Regions from separate parts of the Homo sapiens genome. Here region 2 is linked to region 1. Evidence: chromatin contacts called from ENCODE Hi-C or POLR2A ChIA-PET data. All regions are on one chromosome and are shown on one strand. The core of a region is the stretch at or near the end of the contact, and the rest is flanking DNA. Distances in the headings are between cores, read along the strand shown.

Region 1 (4,552 bases), core at 2,020-4,519:
CTTTGTACCTTATCTCTGACACAACATTAAAAACCAAAGTCTAGCAGAGATCGGAAATTCTCTAGAGAAACTGACTTTTCTTGATTCAAGCTACTTCTTAGCTTTTGGTCCCTGGAGTTTTTAATTATTTTCTTGGACTATTCACCTTTAAAAGGATGCTTTTTGCATTTTATCCAGAATTTCCTGGGGTTTTTGAATCATTTTTTTCCATACAGGATGAGAAACTGAGGTTCACTAATAAATTTTTGAGAAGAAGAAACAGTACTCCATGGACTCTCAGATGGATAGACTTTTTTAAAAATTATACTTTAAGTTCTAGGGTACATGTGCATAACGTGCAGGTTTGTTACATATGTATACATGTGCCATGTTGGTGTGCTGCACCCATTAACTCATCATTTACATTAGGTATATCTCCTAATGCTATCCCTCCCACCTCCCCCCACCCCATGACAGGCCCTGGAGTGTGATATTCCCCACCCTGTGTCCAAATGTTCTCATTGTTCAATTCCCACCTATCAGTGAGAACATGCAGTGTTTGGTTTTCTGTCCTTGCGATAGTTTGCTCAGAATGATGGTTTCCACCTTCATCCATGTCCCTACAAAGGACATGAACTCATCCATTTTTATGGCTGCATAGTATTCCATGGTGTATACATGTGCCACATTTTCTTAATCCAGTCTATCATTGTTGGACACTTGGGTTGGTTCCAAGTCTTTGCTATTGTGAATAGTGCCACAATAAACATACGTGTGCATGTGTCTTTATAGCAGCATGATTTATAATCCTTTGGGTATATACCCAGTAATGGGAGGGCTGGGTCAAATGGTATTTCTAGTTCTAGATCCTTGAGGAATCGCCACACTGTCTTCCACAATGATTGAACTAGTTTACAGTCCCACCAACAGTGTAAAAGTGTTCCTATTTCTCTATATGCCTCCAGCACCTGTTGTTTCCTGACTTTTTAATGATCGCCATTCTAACTGGTGTGAGATGGCATCTCATTGTGGTTTTGATTTGCATTTCTCTGATGGCCAGTGATGATGAGCATTTTTTCATGTGTCTTTTGGCTGCATAAATGTCTTCTTTTGAGAAGTGTCTGTTCATATCCTTCGCCCACTTTTTGAAGGAGTTGTTTGATTTTTTCTTGTAAATTTAAGTTCTTTGTAGATTCTGGATATTAGCCCTTTGTCAGATGGGTAGATTGTAAAAATTTTCTCTCATTCTGTAGGTTGCCTGTTCACTCTGATGGTAGTTTCTTTTGCTGTGCAGAGGCTCTTTAGCTTAATTAGATCCCATTTGTCTATTTTGGCTCCTGTTGCCATTGCGTTGGGTGTTTTACTCATGAAGTCCTTGCCCATGCCTATATCCTGAATGGTATTGCCTAGATTTTCTTCTAGGGTTTTTATGGTTTTAGGTCTAACATTTAAGTTTTTAATCCATCTTGAATTAATTTTTGTATAAGGTGTAAGGAAGGGATCCAGTTTCAGCTTTCTACATATGGCTAGCCAGTTTTCCCAGCACCATTTATTAAATAGGGAATCCTTTCCCCATTTCTTGTTTTTGTCAGGTTTGTCAAAGATCAGATGGTTGTAGATGTGTGGTATTATTTCTGAGGGCTCTGTTCTATTCCATTGGTCTATATCTCTGTTTTGGTACCAGTACCATGCTGTTTTGGTTACTGTAGCCTTATAGTATAGTTTGAAGTCAGGTAGCGTGATGCCTCCAGCTTTGTTCTTTTGGCTTAGGATTGTCTTGGCAATGCGGGCTCTTTTTTGGTTCCATATGAACTTTAAAGTAGTTTTTTCCAATTCTGTGAAGAAAGTCATTGGTAGCTTGATGGCGATGGCATTGAATCTATAAATTACCTTGGGCAGTATGGCCATTTTCATGGTATTGATCCTTCCTATCAGATGGATAAGACTTCAGATGGATAGACTTTTTAAAATGAGCATGATCTAGGGCAGGCCATCCCAGTGTTTGCCTTTACTGTCCGCAGCCTCACAGTCTTTTGCCTTTGTTTGCATTGAGGATATTGTGTCCTCTTTGAATGTCATAGCCTCAGCTTTACCCTCCCTCAGTCTGCCACACCACTGAAAATCATCTTTCACAAAATATCTGATATACCCATTTATGATGAAGATAAATAAATCATGTTCTTGGTTTTTCATTCATAATTCTATCAACATTCTTTATGCAACACAGCTAGGAAGCATACCGACATGAACAAATGTACTCACTGCCCTCTTTAACTATAGCATTGTCAAGAACCCAAGGAAGGACTGAAACAACTCATCCCATAGTAGAACACATAAGAAAGATCTCAAGTAAGCCAAAGGTGACATATGCTACAATAGATGTACTCAGTTCTAAAGTAATAGCAAAGACATTTGGGAGAGTATTTTAAAATTCTGGGAATTTACTGTGTGCCTAGCACTTCCAAATATCAGCTCATTTAATGAGAGAAAAATATTGCTTCCAGAGAAGGAGGTGTGCAGAGCTTTATAAAGATTTGTCTTTAGGGGTGAATATAATTTCAACAGGTAGAGATTTGGGTCATGGCATTAGATGAAGGCATTCCATATAAGAAAAACCAAATGAGTAAATTAGAGACATGGAGAATCACAGGCATGGAGGGACATATGACCAAAGGATGGCAGTAGCAATGGGAAACCAGACATGGAGGGTCTTCAGTGGTTGGAACTGTGACACAAGGGAGCTTTTGAAGATTTTTACTTTATTTTTTTTAATTTTTTTTTTCTTGGAGAATAGCAGAAGAGCTATTTTGAGGAAAGTTACACTGGAAGAAATGTTATTTCTATGAGGAGGTATTTTCATTGAACAAAATTCATTTTTATTGATGAAAGACAAGAATTTATGATCAGTTGATAAATTTCAGGCATCTTTGGAGATATTTTATATTTTTTTCTGTGAGGCTGTTACTGTGTCAAATCTTTCACAGTTTCATAAAATTGAGTCTCATCTGAAGCTTTAGGCCAGATTGTTATCCATGGTTGAGCATGACTCTGCAATAGAAACTAACAATTTGGCTTATTTTAAAGTGATACCATGAGATATATATATATATATATAGTTTATTGTCATTGTCTCCCCCCCCAAAAAAAACTGTAAAATTAATTTTCATTATTTCCTTTCTACTATAACATTAGGGTTTTTTTTTCCTTGCTCCTGTTGGAATTTATTTTTGTGGTGACTCATCTGTGGCATAATGATGAAATGATAAAATAATATCCTGTGTACTTCCTTTTAGAGGATGAATCACATAAAATTGGCCATCTTTTCCTGCTGTTGTATATTAATATCATTGGTCCACTGAACTGCAATGATCAGAATTATGACTTTCCTTGAATAAAGCATCCTGTTTCCTACCCCTAACCCTAGAAGAGTACTCTTTCAGGGAGAACCTATTTTTGCAGCTCATCTTATTTTGGTAGTTTTTCACCAATCATCTTATTTGCAATTTCCCAACTATTTAATTGCCATCTTACATTAATATTATTTTAATAATCAGACTGTTCCATTGTTCAAATTTTAAAAATAAATGAAAGTCATTAATGAAAAGTATTGTCTCATTCCATTATAATGAGCTTCCTCAAGTATGTTTTCAGTGATGAAAACATGACCGTGTTATTAAATATTTTGTGGATTCTTGCCTACAAAAAGAGGACAGTTCATACATTTGTGTCTGTATGCCTTTTAGCTCTACTGCATAAAGAATGTCGGTGGAATTTTGAACAACAAAACAGGCACATGATTTATGTAGTCTTGCCTACAAAAAATACAGTCTGTAGTGAGACTCTATTGTCAGTCTCTCATGGCTACCCACAATTTCCTATCAATAAAACAGGATAATAATACATAACTTAGAGGATTGGTAGGAAGATTAAAGGAAGTAACAGGTGCAAAGTAGTTAGCACTGCGCCTGCCATGTAAACAGGCACTTAACAAGTAGTAGCAGTTGTCCTTCTTAAATGCATGGAAAGCCCATGTCTTAGCATGGCATGCTGAATTCCTAGCAGCACTGAGGTAGCCCAGCATCCAAGGGTAAATGACTGGAGAATTAATGGAATGGTGGGCACTCAGTTTTCTGTGTTGTATAGAAAGTTTAAAACTTTAAAAATAGTCCCCAATTCCAGTTTAGGAGATTATTTTTAATCAGTCTTTTGCGACTTTCCAGACAAATGCAAAAGGTAAAAAAAAATCATATTACAGAAAAATAAGACAAACCGACAAGTTATTTCCAGACGCGGAAATAGCTTATCATTAACTATTACATATACGGAACTAAACAGAGACCATTCACCCAATGATATGTATATTCATTCTTTCTCTTGGGTATACCCTTCTTGGATGTAACACCCAGAGTCTTAGTGTGCCAGAAGACTAAAATGCCTACTTCTGCAGAGGACTGTCTCTAACATTTTTTCTAGGAATCAATGTTGAAATCTTAATTTCCAGGAAGCATGATGGGATAAAGCATAATGTGTGTACGTGTGTGAGCATGCATCTGGCTGAGCACATGTGCATGCA
Region 2 (4,345 bases), core at 173-2,672, 96 kb before region 1:
TCGGGCTAAGTGTAGGTATGAAGTGTGAATTTCTGTGTCTTGGTATGCCAGTAACTTAGGGCAAGGTTAGTAGAGTGGCTTTTGTGAGAAAAAAAGAGCTGTTTTATCAGACATCAGTTGGAACTTTGCCTTGTTTTGTTTCCCTGAACCGTCCAATCTGCTTCATATACTTGTGTGAAATCCTAAAATGTCTGTATGTCAATAATTTTTAGTTAGCATATTTTTTCCAAACAGACATCCTTGTGAACATCAGCCGTTTCTGAGAACTGGGCCCACGGACCATAGCTACTTTGAGTCTCAGTCTATGTAATAGTTGGGGTAAAGTAAGCTTTAAAGAGAGAACTCACAACACAATGGCTCAAGCAAGACACAAGTTGATTTCTTTCTGAAGCTGCCATCCTGGGTATGTGGGTATTTGGATGAGCTGGGCCCCATGAAGTCATCCCAAAGTGCAGGCCTCTGTGGCATCTCTGCCAAACTCAACACTTACTCTCCAAGTCTGTCCTTGGCTTCTCTATTTCTAGCTGGTGGAAGGGAAGGGAAAAATGAGTCCAGGGAAGGAGTTTTTGTAGATGGCTTGGGAGTTGCATACATCAGGAAGAACTTTGTCACAAGGCCACAACTCCTTGCAGGAAATTCTAGGAAACATATTCCCTCACTGAGCAGCCATGCGCCCAGGAAGAAGAGAAGAATGAGTCTAGAGTCGCAAGCAGCAATATCTACTACAGGCTTAAATAACCAAAGGACAAAATGCCCAGTCCATTATAAATATATTCCAAAAATGAAGCCATGAAATTTGACTTCATTTATTGAAGTCAAAACAAATTTATTGTTATAAACTAATTTCTCTATTTTATATTTCTCAAATGATTACATTTTTAACACAGAACAAAGCCATAGTTAGAATTTCAGTAATCGTATGGAATATCCAAAAGGTACACCCAATACACCCAAAAGCTAAACCAGAGTCACTGCTAAATTTTATATTGTTCTGATTTACCTAACAGATTAGTGAAAATAATTAAAATCTTGCTGCTTTTTAAATTTTAAATATCGGATTTTGGTTAGAACTCTAAGAATATTTAAAACTATCTTTACCTACTCTTGTTGGACAATCATTTGAGGAGCTAAGAGTGCAGAGAAGGCAGAGAAATGTTCTCCTCAACCCAAGCAAAAGCACAGAAGAACTATTGCTAATCCAAAATGCAGGAAGGAAATTTCACCCCTCCTCCCTTCCCTTTTCTTGGGCTAGTCTGTTTAACTTTAAAAGCAGAATTTTTGCTCTCACAAAGTATACCAGACAGGAATTTGTTCAAATTCCTCAAAACCAAGCCAAGAAAAGTTTCAGAAAGTTCAGACATGCATGGCAGAGTGGAAAGAACATAGTCTGTGGAGGCGAGCACGGATTCATTGGAATGCCGCTCCAGACATCCACTCTGGGTGAACTCAGGGATGTGTTTAGTCTCATTAAGCCACAGTCTTTTCATTTTTAATGTAAGAGTGATAAGAACGACTTGCCAGTGTGTTGGTGGAGAACTGAAATAGAGAAAGGCCTGGTGTGTAACAGGATGTTTCTCTCCATCTGTGTAATCTGTGACAGTCCTAGGAAGTTCAAAGTTATGACTGTTCTGGGTTTGTGGCCAACAGTTGTCTGTGGCTTCCATGGGTTGGAGCTGTCTAATGGGGCCCAGACCACCATCGCTCTGCTCAGAAGCTAATCATACCAAAACATGAGGTTTTTCTCCAAGCGACAAAGAGGGGCTAAGCACCCAAGGATCTCCATAATAGTAGCAGGAAAATGAAGCTGAGACCTTACCCTGACTTAGAAGTTCATAACAATAATGGCCCCAAACAAGATGCTCATGTCTATTGGTTGTGGTTAATAATCATGCAACAACATGAACTTCAAACCCAGCCTATGCTTGGCTCTTCCAGGGACTGAAGGCATCTCAGAGCCCCACCCCTTACCTCAGAAACCGCAGGAAGGAGCCTGGGTTCTCAGAGTCCAAGAAAATGCACCTGATAATAGCACCTGAACTTCCTCCACACAAAGAAAGCCTGATAGGGACAGGGGATTAAGCTTGCATGGAGGGCAGGATCCAACCCACAGTAGCACTTCCTTGCCATGCGACCTTAGCAAATGGCTTAACTCGCTTTCTGTATCAGTAAAATGGTGTTTGTAGTACTAAGGTGTCAGTGAGGATTAAATGAGCCAAGCCTGACCCACAGCAATTCATGACAAGTCTCAGCCACTTTAATGAATGTGATGATATTCTAACGTTTGGGATGCTGAGGTGGAGGACGATGGTGTCCCACCTCCTGCAAATGCCATGTGAACACTGAAGCTACACAAGCAATGGCTCTAAAGTCAAAGCCAGCATCAGGACTGGTATAAAAGAATCACCAGGACAAGGGCAGGGCAGAGGGGAGGCCAAAGCAGCTTTGTCAGTGCCTGCACGGCTGGACCTAGAGGAATTTCTCGACATAGAGGGTAAAACAACCCATTGGCCCACATTTCTGAGGACCGACGTGGGAGAAGGGTCACATGAGGCCATGAAATGGGCATCTGCAGAGGAAATGGAAGCCAGTGTCTGGAGACAAGTGGAGCCATTGAGCTAGCAATGCGTGATAGATACTGTGGGAAGGGATGTGGGGAATGCAGCACCTCTCAAGGGAGGTGGCTGAGTCTGGCAATGAGGGCCTGGGGCATCCTTAGTCAGCAAAGCAGGTCTGCAGCCTCGGGAGCTCTGGCAGCTGGTGTGGGTCACCAACTGGCCTCGGGCACCATTCATGGAAATTAATCTGGATAGTCCCCTCCTGGAGACCCTCCAGGATGGCAGATGAGCAGACTGGCCGGCTTTCAAAGTCTGCTGACCTCTATAATTGTGGCTCTTCACATGGTCCAACACACTCTTCCCTTTTACATGTGTTTCCTCTTTGAATATTTCCACCAGCCCCTCTCCCTGACCTCTCTCTGCTTTGTTACTTTCCTTTGCCCATTTAATCTACATTTTATGTTTTGTCCAGATTAACATACCTGTGTTTCATCTGCCAGGCACTGGCCCAGGCCCTAGGAATATGGTGGTGACCAACACAGAGTGGCTGCTTTCATGGAGTTTACAATCTACAAAGGGACAAAAAGGATAAACAACTTTAAACTTTAAAATTTGGACAAACTTTTATAAATACTGCATTTTTCCAATAAAATGAGATAAACAATGGTATAACCTACATTGTACAGAATCTGTGTCTCCCTAAAATTAAAGCTTTGAGATAAAAGGAGACAAGAGGTATTGTTGGACTTGAATTTGTCGTGCAAATAAGATTAAAACCTTGAATATTAGCCTTTTGATTGTTGTCTCTTTTTGCAGTATGAGGTAGTTGTGAATTCTAGGTCAAAACATAAGGGTTAAAAGGCTGGAAAAATTAAATAGGCCAAATGAAAGAATTGTCTTGCTAAAATGTCTATGTAGATGATAAAATGTCCTTGTGCCTCTTTAACTTCAATGATTTGTGCTGGATATTTTATAAGCGTCCATTAGGCAATAGCAAATTTATTCAACTATAAGAGAATTACGAAACACAACTATCATAGGAGATACTTATTTCCTTCCAACCAATAAGTAACCACCAGTGATGAGAAGGCAGAAAGTGACAAGATTAACCAAGTAAGAGAGTTGGATACAACATTCAACTCCATTTCTTCATGTCCCAATAAGAGACAACGTTTGACCTGCCCTCTCATTCCTAATCTTGTTGAATGAATCTAGTACAGAGGTTCATAAAAACCGTCAGGTATATAATGCCGGATTTTGTCAACAAACAATAACAATAATTTTTTCTTTAAAAATTATTCCAGGCCAGGCCGGGTGCGGTGGCTCATGCCTGTAATCCCAGCACTTTGGGAGGCTGAGGCGGGCGGATCACGAGGTCAGGAGATCAAGACCAGTCTGGCCAACATGGTGAAACCCCCATCTCTACTAAAAATACAAAAATCAGCTGGGCGTGGTGGCAGGGACCTGTAGTCGCAGCTACTCGGGAGGCTGAGGCAGGAGAATCACTTTAACACGGGAGGCGGAGATTGCAGCGAGCTGAGATCCAGCCACCGCACCCTAGCCTGGCAACAGAGCAAGATTCCGTCTCAAAAAAAAAAAAAAAAGAAAAGAAAAAAATTATTCCAGGCCAGGTGTGGTGGCTCACACCTGTAATCCCAACACTTTAGGTGGCCAAGGTGGGTGGACCGCTTGAGCTCAGGACTTCAAGGCCAGCCTGAGCAACATGGCGAAACCTGGTCTCTACAAGAAATACAAAAATTAACCAGGCGTGGTAGTGAGTGCCTGTAGTC

The links. Hi-C counts contacts between places; a loop is a spot of excess contacts on that map. ChIA-PET counts read pairs that join two places held with the same protein, here RNA polymerase II (POLR2A). Pooled maps may share reads with other maps.
Region 2: a loop to region 1 is called in a map of ascending aorta, with 1.8 times the contacts of the local background. The contact joins two enhancer-like sites. A Hi-C loop is called at or near these places in 1 of 168 maps with a recorded cell type or tissue (ascending aorta) and 2 of 50 pooled maps. POLR2A ChIA-PET finds 5 or more read pairs at or near these places in 1 of 52 experiments (T-cell).

What each region holds. Positions count from the first base shown.
Region 1 is chr13:101,210,193-101,214,744 of GRCh38, reverse strand. The region is part of intron 13 of NALCN (sodium leak channel, non-selective); the gene reads left to right. Among named protein-coding and RNA genes, the nearest start is that of NALCN, 200 kb to the left of the region's middle. Within about 2 kb of position 3,269, at least 3 of the 41 ENCODE cell types and tissues checked have a DNase peak (open chromatin) inside an H3K27ac peak, as active enhancers do.
Region 2 is chr13:101,304,573-101,308,917 of GRCh38, reverse strand. The region is part of intron 7 of NALCN (sodium leak channel, non-selective); the gene reads left to right. Among named protein-coding and RNA genes, the nearest start is that of NALCN, 110 kb to the left of the region's middle. Within about 2 kb of position 1,422, at least 2 of the 41 ENCODE cell types and tissues checked have a DNase peak (open chromatin) inside an H3K27ac peak, as active enhancers do.